2 separate regions of the Mus musculus genome follow, and region 2 is linked to region 1. A link is a loop called in an ENCODE intact Hi-C map of the cell type or tissue named here. Cell type or tissue: heart. All regions are shown on one strand. Links, peaks and the distances in the headings refer to the core of each region. The heading gives the core; the rest is flanking DNA.

What was found. Peaks named below come from ENCODE experiments on the same cell type or tissue, not always from the same donor. Only the 100,000 strongest peaks of a DNase experiment are listed, where the experiment ranks them.
Region 2: it touches region 1 in a loop (3-fold over the local background); 8 of 42 quality-filtered maps call a loop at or near these places.

What each region holds. Positions count from the first base shown.
Region 1 is chr7:109,614,935-109,620,312 of GRCm38, forward strand. Denn2b (DENN domain containing 2B) reads right to left here and starts at 2,213. Exons shown (of 20, transcript NM_001001326.1): 1 at 2,124-2,213. In heart, for the core only: no CTCF peak of the experiment used is centred there; DNase peaks (open chromatin) are centred at 257, 1,607, 3,137, 3,997 and 1 weaker place; H3K4me3 peaks cover 2,238 bases; H3K27ac peaks cover 3,125 bases.
Region 2 is chr7:109,546,564-109,551,941 of GRCm38, forward strand. All of the region lies in intron 4 of Denn2b (DENN domain containing 2B), which reads right to left. Among named protein-coding and RNA genes, the nearest start is that of Snora3, 29 kb to the left of the region's middle. In heart, for the core only: no CTCF peak of the experiment used is centred there; no DNase peak of the experiment used is centred there.

The DNA of each region.
Region 1 (5,378 bases), core at 142-5,141:
GACATTTCTTCCTCAGAACTCCACCTTTAATCCTGACCCATAGCCCAGATTCCCCCCAAGCAGAGGACTCTGAGAGTGTGGAAGAAAGAGGAATTAACTGTGAAAGAAGGTTATCTGAGGTCCAGAGGCCATGTTGTTCACACTGGCAGACCCTCGGGCCACAAAACTGATGCATACAGTATACATTCAGGCTGCCAGAACCAGTGGTAGAGCCAGCGCTTGTACTGGCAAGCTGACCCGAAGTTAATCAGAAGGCCCCCTTATTGTTTGCTCGGACACAAAAGACACACTGTTCAGAAAGTTCAAGAAGGAAAAACCAAAGAGCCAGGAACAACAGCTGTTCCCTGGCCCCACTGAGAAACTAAAAGCTTCCACAAAGTTCCTTGAGGCCAGGAGTAAGTGGAAGATGTAACATGGCTGAAGTGAAGTGCATTTCTTAAGGGGCTTTCCTGCAGGAGAGTCCGCAACTCTCATCTTTCTCTTAACATTATGGATGGCCTGACTACTTTAACACCTATAAAACTACCTTTCTGGAAGGCTTTCCTTTCCTAGACACGCTGTGTTTACCACACATCACTCCTCTGAAATTTAGGACAAGGCATGCATGACTGGACACTGTGTGTGCTGGGATTTGGTTAAAATAGGAGCAAAAGGGATCATACAGCATAGTCCTTCAAGTTCCCAGCTCCCCGTAGCTGTAGTGTTAAGACAGCTCTCTGCAACATCTGGATGAGACAGATATTTGCAAGTCCCCAAAACCCAAGAAAGTCCCCTCCACAACTCAAGAAACCCTGTGATGGGCATCATTAATGGGGAGGGGGTTGTTTCCTATTTCCAAAGCTACTTCATAGACAGTGCAAGGCCCCCGCTCAGATATTGTTGTGCCAGTCCCTCTGCCCTGTCAAGTGTCCCAGATGGACTTGAAACTCACTGCAGGCTCCTCTCTGAGCTTCATTAGCTACTTTGATTGTTGTTACAAGTCAGACATAGCAGCATGGAGATAAGAGAGCACGAGGTAAAACCGACCAAGCTGCTCAAAAGTTTCCACATAAGAACTTCAACAGTGCTAGAGCGATGAGAACTCATTTTCCTATAAAAGAACCTTCCTGTGAAAATATCCAGTGGCTTTGTGCTAAATAAAAGCAGAGTGAAGCCTAAACATCTCCGATTCAGCCAGAGTGAGATTAGCTAGATTTGCAAAGTCAAGAAAATTGGCAGTTTCCCTCCTCCTCCCGGAGCTAATAGAATCCAACTGTTGGAGTATGACATCATTCTCGACCCCCAAACTCTGAAGTGAAGAGCACAGACACTGGCCTGCCATAAACAGCCCGACTCAAAGCAAGGGGCTCAGAGGTGCCCTTACCTGGTAGTCCGGGTGATTTCTTGCCCACTCCATTCTCCACAGAGGCTGGCTCACACCACAGTCGCTTAGGGAGCCCAGGGCCCCCAGATCCACTGGCTTAAGCTCCAGTACCTGCTGCGAACTTCCCACAGCTCCTTCCTCTGACCTTTCAAGACACTCCTTCCAGCCAAGTGAGCAGAGCTAGCGCAGCTAGCCAGTCAGGCTGGTTGTCATGGAGACCTGTCCTAGGCTGCACACACGCTTGCAGGCTTGCTCTCACTCAGCTAGGCGCTCTCCCTCAACCCGGTGTCCCAGGAGCGAGCTAGCACGCGCACGTTTATGCGTGCGCGTGCTTCTACACATTCTCTGAGTTCTAGCCGGCCTTGAAACAGCGCGGTCTTTTGATCGGCTCAGTTTATGCATGCATTCCACTCCTCCTACCTCCCTTCCAGTCAACCAGGAGCCCAGGTCTGTTCCTGGGAACTTGCTGCAACAACCCAGAGGGGAGAAGGGTGAGGACAGTGAGTGGACTTGTTTTCCTCCCCTCTAGTGTCTCAGCTTTTATAACTTGGAAGAATCCCTGCCAAAGGGGAGGGAGCTAGCTGAAGGCTTGGAGGGGAAGCAAGCACTTCCTCTGGGTCCTGCAGCAGCAGCGGAATGAGGAGGGACCCTGATGCGTGCTGCCTCAACTTGTTTGTTCGCTTGGGATTTTTCAGGAGCATTTGGGGCAGAAACACAGTTCACATCCTAGAAGCTGGCCTAGACTGGCCTCTCTGGTTACCTTGTTGACTGTTCAGGTCCTGGAGACAGCTTTTAGCCAGTACAGGGTCCCATGGTACTAGTGCCAGAGCCCAAGCAGTCTCTTGTCTTCCTGCAAAGGAGAAGAAACAAACTAGATCAGGATTAGGAGGAACACTGTTTAAGTCTACAGTCAGAGCCAGGACATCAAACACAATGCAAACAGCCTCCTCTCTGAACAAAAGATCCACAGCCCAGGCCTCCAATGAGAAACTGTACAAGTGCCAGGGCCGTACCTGGGACACAGAAGGCCCTTTTAGTAGCCCTATGTATACTTTTGCTTGGATGCTGCCTAACCCTCTCAAAATAGATGTACTAGTTTGTTTGATGCTCTTAACACACTGGTCAGATAGGTTTGCTACCATTTTATAGATGGGATCACTGAGGCCCAGAGAGATCAGATACTTGATCCACACTTACCTAACTAGTTAGGAACTGAGAGTAGAGACAAGTCAAGGGTCTCCTAGTCCTTTATGTTTTGCTATAAAGTACACAGAAGCCTGATCTTGAAAACCAGCTCATTTTCTAAGAACCACAAGTGTGGGCCTCCAAGGGAAAGTGAAGACTCTATCTAAGTCCTGTTAAGGTAAATCTATCTGCCACCCTTCTAGCCCAAAGATTTAATGACCGATAACATCTATGACATGCACAATATCTGCTGCAAACTAGAGAAAAAATGCCCTGCCCTACCCCCAAGTACTATCTTACATCTTCCCAAAATAACCTCCCAAATCCTGGTTCATTTTTTTCTCTGACAGAGTAGTCCTAAAAGTTACGACTGGTGTTATATTAATTTAACACATTTTAAAAATGTATCTAAAGTAAAGTTAAATTACTTGCTCCCATTTACTGAACCAGGAAATGAGAGATCCAAAACCAGTGTCCAAGCCTTTCAACTTTCTGGCATACATTAAGCAGAACAGTTGCCAAGAATACCAGAGCTAGAGTCACAAGACCTTAGCAGTGCCTGACCTCATCGCCAACTGGCCACCTGTCACTGAGCCAGCCTCCTCCCGACTTTCTACTTTCTATGAATATATCTCATACTGGGGTGGCAGAGGACTAGGGTGTGAGGTGCAGTGTCAAGGTGCTATTAGTCAAAAACACTTCAAATTAGGCACTCAGCTCTCATCCACCACCCCCCAATTGTTAGTACCTCTCCTCCACCAATCTAGTAGATATATTTTTCAAGTAGAACTCGGGGTTGGTAAATGGATTGACTGCATGTGGGAAGGTGGAGGCTGATGAGGATGAAGACAATGAGGCTCAAGGAGGCCATTCTCCAATGCTGCTCCTCAAAATAATGCTGGGGGAGGGGTGGGGGGGCCCTGATGGAATCTGTAACGCTTATCCCTTGCAGAATTCCTTGTGATGTTGACTCACCTTCAGTATGCTACAAAATTCCCAAAACCAGACTTTGGTTGACTTGAATTTAACTCACAAATATATGCTGAAGATAATACACAAAAACACGACATAAAACCCAAGTAGAAATGGCAGACTACTACAGATCCTTAAGTAGTGATAAGCCCAGAATCCCCACATCTGCATAGGAATTCAGTATCACTAAAGCTCTGTTTCTCTTTCCTCTTAAACACAGCAAATTCTGCTCTTTATCTGAACCCAAGGAACACACACCTGCCTAGTCTCCGAACCCAGATGAGGCAAGTCCACCCCTTTCTACAATAAGATCAAATTCACTGGAGTTGACAATATCAACTAAAATTTTCTGGGACCCTTCCAGTCAAACAGTGTGAGTCAGGCTACCAAAGCAGAAAGTCAGTCACTAAAGTAATCTAAATGTTAAAAGCCCTAAGACCAGACACACAACGCAGGCCATGCTCCCCCTAGCGGCACACCGGAGTTAGAGATTCTTTGGTATCTTGTCCTTAGAAAGAATAAAGTTGGGGCCTGAATTGGGGAGACCAGAACCCTTCTGTTGCATATGAGCTCCTGGAACTGGAAAGAAGCAAGGCCAGCCGACTTCCTCTGTTGCCTCTGCAGGACTGGATTCAGATCACGCCTGATTGGCTTTTTCTGAAGGAGGATTGTACAGACCCACGTTGTCTGCCAGTGGGTCAGTCAAGCTTGTAATACCAATTTCTCAGGAGGCTGAAGTAAACTGCAATGTCACCAACTGCCTTGGCTACAGAGGGCAGTCTGGGTAATTCAATGAAATCTTGTCTCAAAATTAAAAATAAGGGCTATAGGGTTAGAGAGATTGCTCAATGGCTAAGAACATAGTTACTTTTGCAGAGGAACCAGGTTTGGTTCCTAGCACCCACATGATGACTTACAACCATCCATAACTCCAGTTCCAGGAGATCCGATACCCTCTTCCAACCTCCATGGCACACGAATTTTACACAAACACACACACAGGCAAAATACTAATATACATAAATAAATCTTTAAAAATAAACAAACAAAATAAGGATGTGGTTTGAATATGCTTGGACCATGGGAAGTGGGACTATTAAAAGGTGTGGCCTTGTTGAAGGCAGTGTGTCACCGTGTAGGCAGGCTTTGAGAATTCCTAGTGCTCATGCTCCACCCAGTGTGGAAGTAAGAGTGTCCTTCTGTTGCCTGTGGGCCAAGATGGAGAACCCTCAGCTCCTCCAGCACCATGTCTGCCTGCATGGTACCATGCTTCCCACCATGATGGTAATAGACTGAACCTTTGAAACTGTAAGCCAGCCCCAATTAAATGTTTACCTTTATATGAGTTGCCTTGGTGATGGTGTCTCTTCACAGCAATGAAACCCTAACTAAGACAGAGAGCCAATGAGATTGTTCAACAGGTAAAGGGACTTCCTACCAAATCTGCGAACCTTAGCTCAATCTCTAGGATTCATACAGTGGAAAGAGAAAACTGAAGTTGTCTTGGACTTCCATATGCATATCATGGCATGCATTTACCCATATACATACCCAAATAAATAAATGCAATATTTTCAATAAAATGCAAATAAATAAATAAAGTGCTTGGGAGAAAGCTCAAAGAGACAGCACTGACAGACACACAAAAGGCTCTCGATTTCACCCTAACACTACAGGGAAAAAAGAAAAAACCACAAGTACATACACATACTTGGGCCAGAAACCTGGGTGACATCTCCAGGTCTCTTTCCCTTCCCACTGCAATCCATTTACCAAGCCCAAATAATTCTACTTGAAAAATATATTTAATATATGTCCCCTTTTCTCCACTTCTATCACTGCCTACCCATTCAGTAAT
Region 2 (5,378 bases), core at 179-5,178, 68 kb before region 1:
GGGAAGGATTTGCTCCTACATTGTGAACAGGACTGAGTTTGGGCAAATGCTGAGCCCCATGCCTACCCTGCAGATGCCTGCATGTATCTTACCTCCACTCCTACCAGACTGAAAAAGGAGGCTGCTGGCATTGCAACTCACTTAACAGGGTACAGTAGAAAATGCAAGCCCAGCATGCTTAGCGATTCCTCATGAAGCTGAGGCTCTCCTAAACTCTAGCATCTATTTATTAAATAAGAAACCACAATGACTTTAGGAAATGCCTTTGTGGAGGTGGGGGAGTGAGGATACAGACTGCAGCAGGAGCAACACAAATCTCTGTAAACTTATGAGTCAAAGATGAGTCAAGAAAAGAGCGGGGGTTGGATTAAGTGATTCCCAACACAACACGCTCCCCAGCAATGGAGCACGGCTTTTCCTGGAACTGCCATGCCATTAAAATGACTCTTCTCCATCCCAGGGCCCTGACTAAGTAAAGTTGGCTCAAAACCAGCATCCCCTGTACAGTTTTCCAGCCCACTTCATGTGAGGTATATTTCTGGAGGGAGCGGGTGGATTTCTACTTCTTGGTCCCTACCTGACAAGTATCTTACAAGGTTGAGAGGTGAAGGGGATGCAGGATAGAAGAATGCTAGGGCATAATTATTCTTCTGATCTGTACAACAGGATCTGTATATTACTTTCCAGATTGGGGCTAGAGAAGTATTTGTTATTTCACACTCATTCAGATTGCCTTGGTCTAAGTGACTGGCCAGAATCCTCATTATCTCCAACCTATAAGAAGACCCATCTCAATCCTTTTCCATCAGAGGTTCTTGAAGAAGTGACATTTTGGGTTGATGAGCTGACCTGGCCATTTATAGGACATTTACCGCAATTCTGGCCTTTCAATACTAGCCTGACATTACTCTCCCTTGGTTATAACCAAAAATGCTTCTGCATTATCAAATGCCCCATTGGATAGGGAGGAAAGATGGAAGAAACGAGGAAGGAAGAGGGGACAGAAGGAAGATGGGCACAGCAAAGAGATGAATGGAACTGCTCCCTGGCTCCTGTATCCGATGCTTCCTAATAGTGTCTGAGGGCCATGCTGTAAGTTCTAAGTCTAATTTCTTTCCTTCATCCTCTTCTCTTTTTCCTTCTTTCTTTCCCCAGAATCAGAGCTTTGACAATTGGCATAGAATCTAAAGCTGTAAGTAGAAAGTGTAAGATGAATTCCAGAGAAGCAGCAGAAGCAAAGCATAGCTGCATGTTGATGACAGCCTTGGGAAGGGCAGCTGGAAGACCAACTTGTGTATGCCGGAACTGTCTCTGTGGGACGGCCTTGAGGACCGACTCTTCCTGCCCAGCTCTAGTGCCAGCTTCTCTCTCCTCTAATCTAAGGGACCCACTAACTGCCATGCTTCCCAGCCTTAGATGATCTCTGATCAGTCCAAGTCCACTCCCGTCTGCTCCCGGGGACTCCAATCATCTCTGCAGGCAGGAAAGATGCCTACAAGTATGGATGGGCAAAGAGCAAAAAGATCACCGGTGAGTTCTAGAGCCAATAAACTGAATTTGCCAAGAAATAAACCAAGAGTGCAACACAGTGCTCAGAGCACCCCACAGTGAAAGCTGGGGAGGCCAGAGCTGAAAGGAGAGATCAGGTGACAATTTGCCAGGTACTTTTGGGAGACTGGGATTTAGACAGACTGCATACCTTCACTTTCAACCCTGCCCATATGGTTTCCTCAGGACAGTCTACACAGCATTAGAGGGTGATAGAGTGGTAAGCCAAGGCTGTCTCTGTCCAGCTCCATCTCATCAAGCTTGGCTTGGAAAACCAGAGGTCTCAACCTTTCCCAGGTTTGCTGACAAGATAAGGACCAATTATGTCTGCTTTGCACTCTTCTGAAAGACGTTTTTCAGAGCCCAGTCTCAGCACACTGACCCTCCTAGAAGGCTCCCAGTCCATCAGGTCCTAGTCCCACCCCTTCCTACAGCTCTTTTGGCTGCCACACGGGAACACTGCCTACTTTATTCCCCACTCATTCAATAACTAGAATAATAGTTTAGAAAGGAGTGCATCTATCCCAGGTACCCACAGCATTCCAAGCTTCCTGGGCTGTACAGATAACTAAGGCCTTTGGTCTCTAGCTTCCCTTCCTAGCAATCCTCTGGCTCCAATTCTCCTGGCCCTCTGCCTTTCTCACTTCTTTATACAGGAGGGAAAGGGGCCAGGCTGGGGACTACTCCCTTGGGGGACTGCTGTTACCCTTATTTCCAACAGCCCTGGGCACCTGTACCTAGGTCACAGATCTTGGTTGCTTTGCTTAGGTTCCTACTTGTTCTTACTTCATCCATGCTTGTAGGTCCCCTCTGTTCCTGGCTGTTGCCCAGCCTGGGGTGAAATAGAAACCAAAAAGGCTTTAGTGGCAAGACCTGTTCTGACTTGTTCCCACTGATGTTCCTATATCCAGGAAGCTCTCACTGGGTCTCAGCTAACTGATAGGAGTGGGATCAGAGCAGGAATGTAGCCTAGGCTCCTTGGTCAGGCAGATGCCACTCTACAGAAGCCCTCAGCCAGCGGCTTCCTAAGGTGCATTTTCATTGTCAGGCTCAATTCAGCTGCCTCCACAGAACAGCAGCATCTTCTAAGTCAGCAAGCAAAAAATGGACGGCTTTAGAAGGCAGCAAGGCAACAACTTTCTTTTTGAGCCTTACTATTGCAAATTAGCAGGCTTTGAAATCTCAGCCTTTCTGGAGTAGCCCACCCTATACCCTTTGGGTTTCATGCCTTATATATGCAGGAGGCCAGTAAATCCTCCAAAGCACCTTGCTCGTGTTTGCTATTAGCCTCTGGGACAATGGGCTACGATCCCTAACAGTCCAGGAACACCAGCCCAAAGGAATGTCCCCAAGATGGAGATGCAGCATAGGTACTCTCTGCTTCCCTTATAAGATCCATCATCATAGGCCCAGAAGAGAGCTTATTTTATTCCAGTTGACCTGACAAAGCTGGGTAATCCTGTTGGAACCAGAAACAGTCTTAATCCCATAAGGCAGAGGCCGGGTAAGGTCTAGAAGTCAGAGCCATTGATCAATCCTAGGCAAGAAAATGAAAATGATCTTCAAAGTTGAGCAACAAGAGAGCTCTGGAAGTCCTTAAGAGTTCTTTTTTTTTGGTAAGATTTATTGATTTATTATATGTAAGTACATTGTAGCTGTCTTCAGACACCGCAGAAGAGGGCATCGGATCCCATTACAGATGGTTGTGAGCCACCATGTGGTTGCTGGGATTTGAACTCAGGACCTTTGGAAGAGCAGTCAGTGCTCTTAACTGCTGAGCCATCTCGCCAGCCCAAGAGTTCATATTCTTGAATCTCTGAAGAAAGTAGAGGGAAAACCAACCAGAACCTAACAGAACCAGCCTCCCTCGTATTTTTTCTTCCAGCCTCTCTGGTTAGGTCTAAGATTCAGGCTCAGCTTCTGTGGAAGATACAAAGCAAAAAATACACCCAAGCCACTGTCCTTACAGACTCTCAAAGCTACCTCCACCCCAACTTGCAAACCACAAGCACCCAACTCAGCGCCTGCTCACTGTCACCCGCCTCCTTCTTCCTGAGGACCCAAGAATCCAAACGCTGGGCGAGCGATTAGGTGATGCCCAACCCCGACTTTACCATGTGCAGCACTTCCCCCTAGTTTCACCTCATCCATCCAACCAAGCTGCTCTCATATTTCTTGTCTCTTCATATAATATCCCAAAGTAGAAAAAACTTTCCTTAGCACATGAGAGGAAGACACCCTTTCCTTCCTAAGGAGGCCCAGGAAATAGCTCTGTGCCAGGATAGTGCCGCTAAAAAATTCTCCTCCAAACAGAGTATTGAATCATAAACTGGTGTGGGGGTGGGGTGGGGTGGCTCTTATCTCCTGATAGTTCAGTTGCTATAAAAATATATCTACCCCTGGAATCCTTGGACAGCACAGAATGGTCTCCTAAGCCTTGTAAGAAAACATTAATGATTACAACTCTTCCTTCCAGTTTTGCTACCGGGATAATAGAAAAACTACAGCTTTCTGCCATCATATTGCAATCCTAGTGGATAGTCCCAAGAGCCCTGAGCAGTAATGATAACATTACAATTTCTGCCAAGTGGAAAAGACCCTGTAATAGGGATAAGGCTAGAAAGATGAAGCAACAGAGCTGTCTTCTGTCTCAGTAGAAATTTTCTTCCACTCTGGGATATTGTATCTGTATGAGAAGGTAAGAAAACACAGAGCAGGCTGGATGGGTCTCTGGGAGATTAACTGGAGATGAAAGTTGTACAAAACAGAGTGTACCCTGAAGCATCTTTTTTAACTGCTCACCTTGATTCTATATCTTTGGTTCTGACCCCCACAGCTCCGTGTCAGCTCTAAATAGTGTTATCATTTCACGAGCAGCTAGAGAAAGGCTTCTCTCCCCAGTCTCCTGTTGTCAGAGGCCTATGTTCCTGCAGGCTTACCGCTGCAGTGCATTTTCCACGGGCACATGCTATACGCCCCATACCTAGGACAGCAGTATGTCTGTGGGTCTGAATGTGGCTACCACATACCATAAAGCACTAGCCCAGTAACTGGTAGAGGAAACTACGCAGGTTAGTGAAATAGCTCAGTCGTTAAGAGCTCTTGCTGCTCTTGCAGAGAACAAGGGTTCAGTTGCCAGCAGGGAATCTGATGCCCTATTCAGACTTCCACAAGCTCCAGGCATGCACATGGTGTGTAAAGGCAGAACATTCACACACATAAAATAAATAAAGCTAAAAAATTTAAGGAGAAAAAAATTTAAGGAGGAAATTATGAAGAGATGGCACAGATTAAATGGGGAAGCAGATGACCCCTGCTTCATAAGGTTCTCTTAGCCTAAGAATCTGAAAAGTTCTCTCTGCTGTGGCCACTACTCTCTCTCATGTTAAGACCATGTTCTCCTAATTCACGGCTGGAGACAGAACAAGAGGACATGAAAATGAGGACAGCACAATGCATCCCTGCTTCGCTGATCTTTGCAAAGACACATTTTGTACAGAATCAGAGGCCCCCTGCAGAAGACAAGGATAAAACTAAAATGAATATCAAAAATACCCAGATGGTAGCACCTATAATCCTGGTACTTGAAAGGCTAAGGCAGAAGAATTTTAGAGTTCTAGGCTAACCTGAGCTACATAGCAAAAGACTTGTTTCAAAAACAAACCAAAATACCCCAAATAAATGGAACACAGGATTGTGCACTGTATCCCTTTGTAGATTTTGAAATCAAGCCTGCTAACAAGGTGCTTACTCCCTTGCTAGACAGCAACGGTAACAGTACTGCCATTTCAGTGCAGGAGGAATGAATGCCGCCAAACTATATTCTTCAG